2 separate regions of the Mus musculus genome follow, and region 2 is linked to region 1. A link is a loop called in an ENCODE intact Hi-C map of the cell type or tissue named here. Cell type or tissue: heart. All regions are shown on one strand. Links, peaks and the distances in the headings refer to the core of each region. The heading gives the core; the rest is flanking DNA.

Region 1 (5,372 bases), core at 85-5,084:
GTCAGAATAGACAGAGTCAACTGGATTACAAAGGGGGGAGTGTTACTATTTCCAGACACAGGAGAAGGTTGGGGAAATAGCTAACCTCCAGTGTTTCTCAGAATCATGAACTTGGACTAAGCTCATTGTGGTCATGAGGACTGTATGGCCTTTCTTTCAGCTCTGCGCAGGCGCAAGGGCCCCACCAAGACCAAAGAGTTAGGATCTGCTGTAGTTCCTCAAGATCCCTTGAACTGGTTTGGAATTTTGGTTCCTCACAGTCTGCGGCAGGCCCAAGCCAGCTTCCGGGATGGTGAGTTTTAGGACTATTGTACTGGCTAGGGAGGCCTAACACCCCTGCAGTCTTAGGGGTTGGGGGGGCGGCACTCCATGGATCTTACCATGATGACATTCCTCTTCTCTCACCAGGCCTACAGCTGGCTGCAGATATAGCCAGTCTCCAGACTCGCATCAACTGGGGTCAGAGTCAGCTTCGAGGCCTCCAGAAAAAACTGAAGGAGTTGGACCCTGGGCCTGCCTGACCTGCATCCACATTGGGAGGCACTGAGCATAGCTGCCGTGGATGCTACCACCTTACCTCAGGCCTTCTTCTTTTTATAAGCAGCCCCTGTCTCAGCTGATGCCCCACCTAGAAATGTCCTTAGTCTGCGCGGTTTCTAGCTTTTCGAGGCATGAAGTTGAGTTATGAAGTTTGATGAAGCAAAGCTGAGCAGTGTAGAGAGCACCTAGTTCTAGGCCATGGTCTCAGGGCATGACAGTGACGTGTGAATAACCTGCGGCAGCCATCTGGGATAGTGAAGCCCTGCAGAAATGGTGACAGAGAAGAAAGGGAGTCTAGAAACATAAGGTAGATCAGGACAATTCCAGTCAATAAAAGTACCTCAGGCTGGGCGTGGCAGCGCGTGCCTGTAGCTCCAGCAACTCTAGAGGCTGAGGCAGGAGGATCACTTAAGCCCTGGGAAGTTTATAGACAAGACAGCACACACACACACACACAAATACACAAATACCAGAATAGCTAGCAGGAAATATTACTTCTGTTATAAAAGGAAAAATAACTCATTCTTCCGGGGAATCAGGGTGACCTTCCTGATTGCACTTAGCTTATAGAAGTGAGACCCAGCTGCTTTGCTGAAGGTGCATTCTCTCACCTGGAAACTGTGTCTTGCTTCACGTTTTTTTCCTGAGCTATCCAGTTGTGTTGGGAAGGGGAATGTAATTGTTTGTGGGGTGTAAATATTTCTTCCTAATTTGTTAATTTTGCTTATATTGGTTTTTCTACTTATGAATTGTAAAAACAGAAATTTGTACAGAAAAATTGAATAAAGTAAAAGCTACAGTAAGTGTCACAGAGCTCTCATTTTATTTTCAGTGTATGGGGGCTTTCCCAGTGTATGTCTGTACCATGTGGTGTCTTCTGCCCTTCGGCGAGAAGAGGCCCTATGTCTCCTGTGGGTGCTAGGAAACCCTGGGTCCTCCAAAGAATAGTCAGGGTGTACTGGCTGGTTTTGTGTATCAACTTAACACAGGCTAGAGTTAGAGAAAGGAGCTTCAGTTGAGGAAATGCCTCCATGAGATCCAGCTGTAAGGCATTTTCTCAATTAGTGAGAAAGGAGGGAGGGACCCTTGTGGGCGGGACCATCTCTGGGCTGGTAATCTTGGGTTCTATAAGAGAGCAGGCTGAGCAAGCCAGTAAGGAACATCCCTCCATGGCCTCTGCATCAGCTCCTGCTTCCTGACCGTCCTGACTTCCTTTAGTGATGAGCGGTTTGGAGGTGTAAGCTAAATAAATCCTTTCCACCTTGCTTCTTGGTCATGATGTTTTGTCCAGGAATAGAAACCCTAAGACACAGGGTTTGCTCTTTTGTTGTTGTTTGCTTATTTGGTTTTTGGTGGTTTGGTTTTTTTTGTTTTTGTTTTTGAGACAGGGTTTCTCTATGTAGCTTTGGCTGTCCTGGAACTTGCTCTTGACCAAGCTGGCCTCAAACTCACAGAGGTCTCACTAGTGCTGGAATTAAAGGTGTGTGGCTCCCCCTTTCATCCTCTACACACTACCCCCCTGGGGGTGCTCTTGATGACTGAGCCATCACTCCAGACCCTCTTAGGTTTGGGTTTTTTTTAAGTATACTGTAGCTGTCTGAAGACACTCCAGAAGAGGGCTGTGAGCCACCATGTGGTTGCTGGGATTTGAACTCCAGACCTTCGGAAGAGCAGTTGGGTGCTCTTACCCACTGAGCCATCTCACCAGCTCTTAAATCAGTTTTTAAAAGAAAGTGGAATTTATGTGATTTTTGGATTTGGGATTGTATTAATACAGTAGTAAAGGAATCATAATGAACTTCTGGGGTTTCAGTTGGATGTTAAGTGAGTCCGGCACCCAGCTTTTCTACCACCGTCCATTTCTGGCTGTGTATCTCCGAAAATTATCTCATAAAGCTACAAATTTTTAACGATAAACAGCAAGAAGAATTACAAACCTGGGACAGCACATTCTTCTCCCCTTTAGCTCTCCGGTGCCTGTATATGTGGGGCTGTTATGACTAGAAAGAAAAGGACCCTCTTCCTTCGTTTTGTTTTTAATTTGAGATGGGCACAGTTGTAAACCAGAAGGGCTATGGCCTCGCAAGAACCCACTAGTCTTTGCCTTCCCAGTTTTGGAAGCATGAAAGGCATCCACCGAGCTTCTTAGCATTCTTCTGTCAGTAAAGTGACATCTCTACATGGAAGAGAGGACCGAGACCACAAAATTTTTGGCCATAAATTCTTCCTGAGGACCACCTCTCCTGGAACGCTAATCACACCAGAGTCACGAGATTAAATCTAGAACCAGACACAAAGGCATTTATTGCGTGGCTGGGCTTCGGGTGTGGTGGGCTCTGGGAAGCGCGACGCTGTGGCTGCTGGGATAGGGTGAAGACTGTGCCCTCGGCTGCTGGCTACTGACTTTAGGCACACTCCCACGCACGGAAAAAGTTCTATCTTTCGGGTCACGGGCTCCGGCAGCGTCCGGATGCGGGCATTCGTCACTATTTCCTGGGAAGCGAAGATGCTGAAGATTTTGGAGGGTGGAGTTTGCACAAGCGGCCCTAATGACGTAGGTAACATAAGAGCAAAGGAGAGACACCTGCCGGCAGCTCCCATATGGTCTAGCGGTTAGGATTCCTGGTTTTCACCCAGGCGGCCCGGGTTCGACTCCCGGTATGGGAACAGTATTTTTTTATGATTTGTAAATAATTCGTTGCTATTCGTGTCTTGTTGCCGCTCCTAACACCTCGCATCAAAACAGTGGCGTAGTTTCAGGAAACTGGGGCCATAGGGGTCATCGATCTGCGAATAGACTTTTGCTTTCTTCATAACCCTATGAACTAGGTTTTTTTTTTTTTTGTCAAGCAGTAGCTTATTTCAGCTAATTATATCAACTATTATTTACATTATATATGCAAAACTATAGATATTGAAGTTAAAAGTAATATTTAAAATATCGAGATAACATTGTGGGTTGTCCATACGGAGGTTTCTACTGCTAGCCCCTTCCCATATTTTCGGCCCGGAGTAAAAGATTTCTTGTTCCTGAGTGGAACAAGCAAACAGAAATGGAGACTGAGAAAAAAAGCAGGGAGAAGGAAGCAGAGGTGGCATCCCGCTAGCAGGAAGTGCTCGCCGCACCGGGCTGTGAGCCGCCACTGCAAGCTAGTGGATGTGTTTGCTTGTTTTTGAGTTTTGTCTGTGCCTGATTCCTCTCTCCAGTATGGAACTGTCTCCAAACGTTTTTTGTTTGTTTTTGTTTTGTCAGGTTTTGTTTTGTTTTTTGAGACAGGTCCCTGTATATACCTAGGCCGGCCTTTTAAACTTAACTCTCCTGTCTTGCTTCCTGATTACAGGTGTGCATCACTTCTCTGGGCTCTACTTCTGAGTCTACGCGTGCACGGAGGACCAAACGTAAGAACACTATACCAGAGTGACGTTCCAAGACTTCTGTGCATTTGCCTTTGTTAACCCGAGGTTTAACGCGGGGCTGAGGTGGTCTGCTCTGAAGATGGAGTTGCCTCTGTCCCTCTGCACTTGAAAGTTTTAGAGTACTGCCTCTTACCACAGTCCATGGCAGGAGACACTGGAACTCCCCGGGTTGTTACTGTACCCTCCTCCCTCCTCTTCTTGGGGCTCCCAAAACTAGATTTGAGGCTTGTTCAAAGTGTGAGCTTGTCTCAACGGCAGCACAACCTGTGTCTCTCACCTGGCTGGCCTTGCCCTTTCTTTCTTTCTTTCTTTCTTTCTTTCTTTCTTTCTTTCTTTCTTTCTTTTTTTTTTTTTGGAAGCAACTTCTGCTTCCCCACCCCACCCCCACCCCAACCCCAGCTGTGTTTTGAACTAATCTCTCTGTGTCTTGATTTTCCTCGGCAGTTTTCTTATCCTCTAACCCTCTTTCTTTAACCTCACTTTCTATGAAGGGCTCCAGCTTGACAAGGCAGACTCCCGTCTTGTATCCAGGCCTCCATTTTATACAATAGGCCCTGTCTTCAAGGTAAACTCCAATTACTGGAGAAACCACAAACTGTTTCGGAAGGAGCCACCCTAGACTCTAACAGGAAAACACCCAAAGTTCCAGAGCCTATAGATAGATTGCTTAAGACAACGGAAATGATTGTTAGCCAATCTCTAGCCTGCCAAGCGGATAAGCTCCTCACCCTGCTGTAACTGCAATAAAAAAGCTGAACCTCCAGCGCTCCCGGCATTCTTTGCTACCCCGCTGCGTCGGAGGAGCCTGAGGGTCTGAGCTCGGACTTGGATAAAGACTCTTTGCTTTTGCATACGAGTTCGACTTCTGGTGGTCTTTGGGGACCCTAGGATCTGGGCATAACATTTGGGGGCTCATCCGGGATCCCCTGAGGCCCCCAGGACCCCCGAGCCGTTGAGTCAGAACCCGGTGGGTAAGTGTCTGAATGTTTGTGCTCTGCCTCGGTGTCTCAGCGCTCCAAACGAGTAGCCAGCAGGCGGTCCAGGCGTACCGGCGCCACCCGACTTGGGAGAAGTCCCGGACCCGCGAGTAGGGGATTGGATCCCCTCGTAGACTTGAAGAGACAAAGAGGGTCGCTCCCGAGGCGGTGCTCTCACTTCTGTTCTTGCCTAAGATCGCCGCAGGAAGGACTGAGTGCCTTTTTGTCTTTCGCCCATCTGTTTGCTATCCGTCTGGACTTATTTCTTTGTGACTGACTTAGTTCTTTGTGACTGACGCCATGGGACAGACCCAGACCACTCCTTTTATCTTTGTTCTTAGACCATTTCAAAGACTATAAAACAAGGGCTAGAAGTCGGGGCTTAGTTGTTAAGAAGAGACTAACTGCTTTCTGCAGGAAGGAATGGCCAACCTTCAA
Region 2 (5,372 bases), core at 115-5,114, 320 kb after region 1:
TGCTCAAATCATAAATCTCTGATTATCTGCTCACTAGGACAGGATTGTCACATGACCAAAGAACTACGTGAAGGGATTTAAAGGTGGAGCACTTAGCTAAAGGAAGTGTGCTCACTCTGACACATGCATTAGGGCAGTTAAACTTTATGCTCTGCGATTGCACTTGGGTTAAATATTAGACAGCTTTAGCAGGGTCAGGGTGGGAAATTAAGGAATCAGTATGGACTCAATACTCTGAGCTGTTTGTATTCCTAACCCTGAGTCACAGACACGGTGCAAAGGAAGTCAGCGTGACAGGGAAGATATTGTCACACAAGCCAAAGTCAGCTGGAAAGTCGGTACCTGCCTTTCCTGAGGTAGTCTTTCTCTGAGGAGGGGCTATCCAGTCAAGGGTCAGGTTGACACACTGATGTTACAGACATCTGTAACATATCTGTATTGTAAGGGTTTTCTTAATCATTTAGAAAGAAAATTAAACATTAGCCAGTGATGTTCTAGATGAAGGCTAGGGGGGAAAAATGTCTTGGGTTTGTTTGTTCTTAAGTTTTCAATATGTGCAATGACAACGGAACACGGTTTGAATGTGGAATGGCTTCTGTGTGTACTGCCAGGGTGGGGAAGCAGGCTGAGATTGGCACACCCTCCACCCTTCCCTCCGGCCCTGCCAAACTAAGCAACTGTCCATGGTTAGGTCACACGCCCTGTTCCCTTCCAGAAATGGCTCAGCCTTTGCATCTGCCTGGTAACTGGTACTTTTACAGCCTTCTTCTCCAATGCCCTGCCAGGCCTGGCACAGATGCTAAACTTTGCTTCAGACACTTCCAACTGTATCTCCACTGCCGATGGATATACCACCCTTGGTTACGCTAACTTTAAAGAATCCTTTAACAGACAGCACACTGTACCTCATCATGATCTCGAATACAGTGGTTTATGACGTGAGACCAACAGGAATATAATTCCTACCTTCTGAATGCCAGACTGAAAAACAGATCCAATTTGTGATGCTCAAAAGCAGTATTTTAAAAACCTACCACTTCTGTAAGAAGTGACAAACTTTGTCATATTCATACAATGAATACAGGAACTAAAGGCTGTAACACTCTGAGTGAGGGCGGTCACCACTCTTTCCCTGGGCACAGCCAAGAGTTTTAATCCACAATCAGCACAGCATCAAAAAAGGCTTTATTTCATTTACATTTTACCCAAACAACCATATTCAAGCTGTCAGTCCTCCTGTCCCTAATCCCTGATGTGGAAACACAAGCAGTTGCTGACTTAACACGTCATTCTTAAATGACCCTTTGCGTTAACGTTCCTCAAATGTAGAGTCTATATGCTCTACTTCTAATTCCCATTTACCGACATCCCCATCCGTTATTTCCTTCTTCCTGCAGTAAGTAGCTGGGGACCGTTCTCTCCGGTCTCTGGCAGCATTTCAGACTGCTGACCATCCCGTTATGCTCCCATTTTTCTTCCGAGGTTTCATCCATTCACTTTTCTGTTGCCTTACACATTTCTACTCTCTTTCCATAGCAAGACCTGCTCCTGCATCCCCCGTCCTCTTAAGGACCTTTCTCTCTGACAGAGAAGCAGCCACTTCTATGCTGTTACTTCCCTGACATCTCAGGGTTGCTCTGCAGCAGAATGGAACACAGGACGGCTCACGAACCCTTCTAACACATCCGGACGGTAGAACATCTTCCGCAAACCACCACCCCAGGTCTCACGCTGTGATTTCTTCAAGTTTAACCTGAGCTCTCTTCTCCATTTTCTATACTCTGTGGCCAAGTTTGTTTGTTTGTTTGTTTCTTTCTTTCTTTCTTCCTTTTTTCTTCAAAATAGCACCTCTTAGATAAAATTTTTATCCCCACCTGGCCTATATCCCTCCTGTCTGAAAGCATTTCTGTGTCTTGCCCCCCCCCCCACATACACACTATGACAGCCTCATTTCCATCTTGTTGACACAGAATTATCAATTTTAAAATCATTATTTTATTTACTGGAAGAGGGAACACTTATTAAAGTCAGGGAGCCACTTAAAGTCAGTTCTTTCTACCATGTGGGCTCCAGGTACCAATGTCAAGTCTTCAGATTTATCAAGAAGAGCTTTTACCCGCTGGGCCATCTCACTAGTCCATCAGACTTTGTTTGTTTGTTTGTTTGTTTAAACACACTTCCCTCCTCAAGCCTAGTTAGAGTGGCCATCACAACAAAGAGTAAAAAATGCGAAGAATAAAATTCTGTTTCCCTCCTCTGAGGTCCTTTAACTGCCCCCTAGTGATCTCCACTTAAATTTCAGACACAACCTGTCTGAGCAGCCCTGTGATTAAAGTAGCCAGTTCCCTCCAGGGAGGGCCTCGGACTTTCCCATCTGGGGTCCTTGTAGTTTCAACCCTAATTCAAAAAGCACTGGGCCTAATCCACCGAGGCCTAAAACAACTGAGGCAGTCTGCATGAATATAATGTCTGGATCATTTCTACTTAGATGTCATACAATTCTGGTAGAATGGCTGCTTGTGTCCCACAAGCAGGGGTTTAATGCTTTGGTCTCTTAGTTCTTCCTTGAGTGGGGTCTTCTAGTAAGGACAACCCTTACTGCTGTGGAGTCTTGGCTTGAAGTTAGTTAGTGACTGGCTTGCCCTGACTTCAGCAGCCCCGTTGACTGCAGTCCAATAGGCAGGCTGCTTAAGACCGTGCCTCCACGTACCTGGTTCCCTCTAATTCCTGACTGCTGGGACTGTCCAGCTGCCTATCAGGCCTTGGGGCTCCCTAGCCACCCTCTCTGGACCTTTTCATGTTGCTCAGATCTGGTTCCCAAACAAACTCCTTTATTTTTTTCCAGTACTACTTTCATAGGTTTTACCCACCACCCCCCACCTCCTTTTTAAGATTGACTTTAAGTCCCCACTTCCTTTCTGAAGGTAAGCTGTTTATTTTCGTCCTTCAAGATCTGACAACCCACTACTACTGAGGGTCTTACAAAATCTTGTGAGATTATGAGCAGTTAACAAATCTGGCTCTTTCGAGTACACCTACTGCCATCTAGTGCCTACCAAAGGAAATTTAATTTATTTACAACAAGGATAAAATTATTTAAGGATTTTGAGTCAGAAAATCTTTAAACGGCTAACACAAGTAATTCTGCCCAAAGAACAAAAGAAACATGTCTGCATTTATGATAGAGAAAGCCCTGCCTCTCAGATTACAACAGAAGGCAGACACAGAAGCTCACAGAGACCAGGAGACAAGTCGTCATCCTCACAGAGTTATCAGAATAACTGAGGTACTGTTATGAAATTACCCTGAAATCCATTATCACTCAAAGGGTGTCAAACCCCTTCTCACGGACCACCTGAAAACCAGCCGCGAGACGTAACGACGGCAACAAAGACAAAGTGGACTCACCTGAAAGTGCAGAATTATTGTCCATATTAACCCCAAAGTCAGCTTAGGATTTCCATCTGTTATGTCATCATTTCTGATGTTCACCAACTTCACCTGTTTGTAGGTGAGAGAGAGAAACAGTGATTATTACACACCAGGCACGGGTTCTCGTCGCCTACAAAGGAAACGCTAAATGACACAAAGAACACACAGGTCACCAGATGCTACGGCCTTCCCTTCCACACTCTAGATGACAAACACATCTAAGCCGAAACTGGGTACTGCTGGGGCTCTCCCTTCTAGAGCACATACCGGAAGTGACCACCTGTCAAAAATATGATGATGGCGCCTGGATATTTATGACCTTAAAATCAGGGGACAGTCTTCTTTTGAAATGAGCTTATTTTACTCTTCTTATCAAGCAGAAAATGAACCAAGTTTGATGACCTGTAGATCTACTGCAGAGGATTTTTATTTTCTATCGTATGTATTTCTCTCGTGTGTACTTAAATCACTGAGTCTCTAGACGCTGAGCAAGCACCAAAGACTCGTGCAATCCTCAGAACCACAGCTTATCAACAAATGCTGAGCTCCGACATTCAGTAAGTGCGACGCTCTCTGACACTTATGTCTACAAAAGAACTGAGAACCTCAAGTGAACACCAAAACTTACGTTATCATGTTGGACACCTTTGTTCCTTATTTCAGGGAGCATGACGGAGGAAGAGAGACACTTTGCCACCATTGTCCCCTGTCATGTGACAACACAGGCTGCCTTTGCCAGATCCAGAGTGTTACTCTCTTGATCTCCAGTTCTCAGCCTCTAGAACCACAAGCGATGAACCCTGTCCTCTGTGATTTACACAGCACAGAAGCTGCGCAAAGCGCACTGAGCCGGTTATCTACGTATGACAAAGAGCAGACTGGTCTACCAGGAGTAAGAACCCGGCTAGCATGACTTCTAGAAGGAAGGTGTGAACTATGGAAATATTTTAAGAAACGCAGTGCAAAGTGTTAACTGTTGCCCACCCCTACCCGGGAGCGGTGGTGCTCGCCCACATTCTTGAAACACTGCTGCTATTCAAATGTCTACCTGCTTAGGCAGATGCATCCCAACCCCCCAGTGAGACTTAGCCCCTCTTAGTCGCTATTTTTCTGAACTCACACCTAATGAGACATTTTTTTCCCAGCAACAGGCATCCGAAAACACTGTTAAATATTTGCCTCAGTAAAGGCACACGATAATTGACACAGTTCAGACCCAGTTAACCCTTTACATTCCACAACTCACTCCTCGGCAGACTTATTTAATAATAATCACTTAACGCTAGAGTCTGAAAAATCTCATACCTGGCGTCTTTTCAAATAGTCGAGTGCAATCTGTACGTTCTGTAGCCTGTGAAAACGCATCCGACCCTTCTCCCGGGGCTAAGGACAGAAAATGGAAGGTGTGAAAAACTACAGCTTGTAACACCACTGACCATGCGAATTTAAAGATATTTTCTGCTCATCTTAATATTTTTAAACTATTTGTTAAGTAGACACAACAATTTAAAAAAAAATAGAGGCTTTTAACTCTTCTCTTTTATCTGGGACTGAATTTGAAGAATGAGGGGCCTTTTCTAAATATATCTTAAACCCATGCTTTACTCTAGAGGCCTCATTTAAACAAAAGGGAAGCCATAGAGCACAGAGACTTCCTAGTGCTCGCTAGCAGAGCAATCCTGGCCAACTGGTGCTTAGCTATGAATCCATAAAGATAATCATAATTCTCTATTTTACTTCTTATAGTGTACACTATTAGCAAGACAAGTTTTCTAATTATATTTATGGATTTATGAGAATGGTAAAACATGCAATTAGTACATTAAAAAAAAAAACCACACTAAGGAGAAAGACAGAGGTTTGTTTAGCAGTGACAGAGGAGAGGGAAAGGCCACTCACACTACTCGCTACGTTTCCTCTGTATTTCACTGCATCCAGTC

Evidence for each region. Peaks named below come from ENCODE experiments on the same cell type or tissue, not always from the same donor. Only the 100,000 strongest peaks of a DNase experiment are listed, where the experiment ranks them.
Region 2: it touches region 1 in a loop (2.5-fold over the local background); 2 of 42 quality-filtered maps call a loop at or near these places.

What each region holds. Positions count from the first base shown.
Region 1 is chr1:34,432,647-34,438,018 of GRCm38, reverse strand. Ccdc115 (coiled-coil domain containing 115) reads left to right here. Exons shown (of 5, transcript NM_027159.2): 4 at 161-292; 5 at 409-1,349. The coding sequence ends at 521. It overlaps Mir5103 (microRNA 5103), which reads left to right and starts at 4,820; the gene lies at 4,820-4,898. It overlaps n-TEttc1 (a tRNA gene), which reads left to right and starts at 3,136; the gene lies at 3,136-3,207. In heart, for the core only: no CTCF peak of the experiment used is centred there; DNase peaks (open chromatin) are centred at 3,018 and 4,758; H3K4me3 peaks cover 2,708 bases; H3K27ac peaks cover 2,698 bases.
Region 2 is chr1:34,115,561-34,120,932 of GRCm38, reverse strand. It overlaps Dst (dystonin), which reads right to left. Exons shown (of 103, transcript NM_001276764.1): 7 at 4,738-4,815; 8 at 3,409-3,501. It overlaps Mir6896 (microRNA 6896), which reads right to left and starts at 3,574; the gene lies at 3,502-3,574. In heart, for the core only: a CTCF peak has its summit at 3,067 (motif pointing left); a DNase peak (open chromatin) is centred at 682; H3K27ac peaks cover 1,003 bases.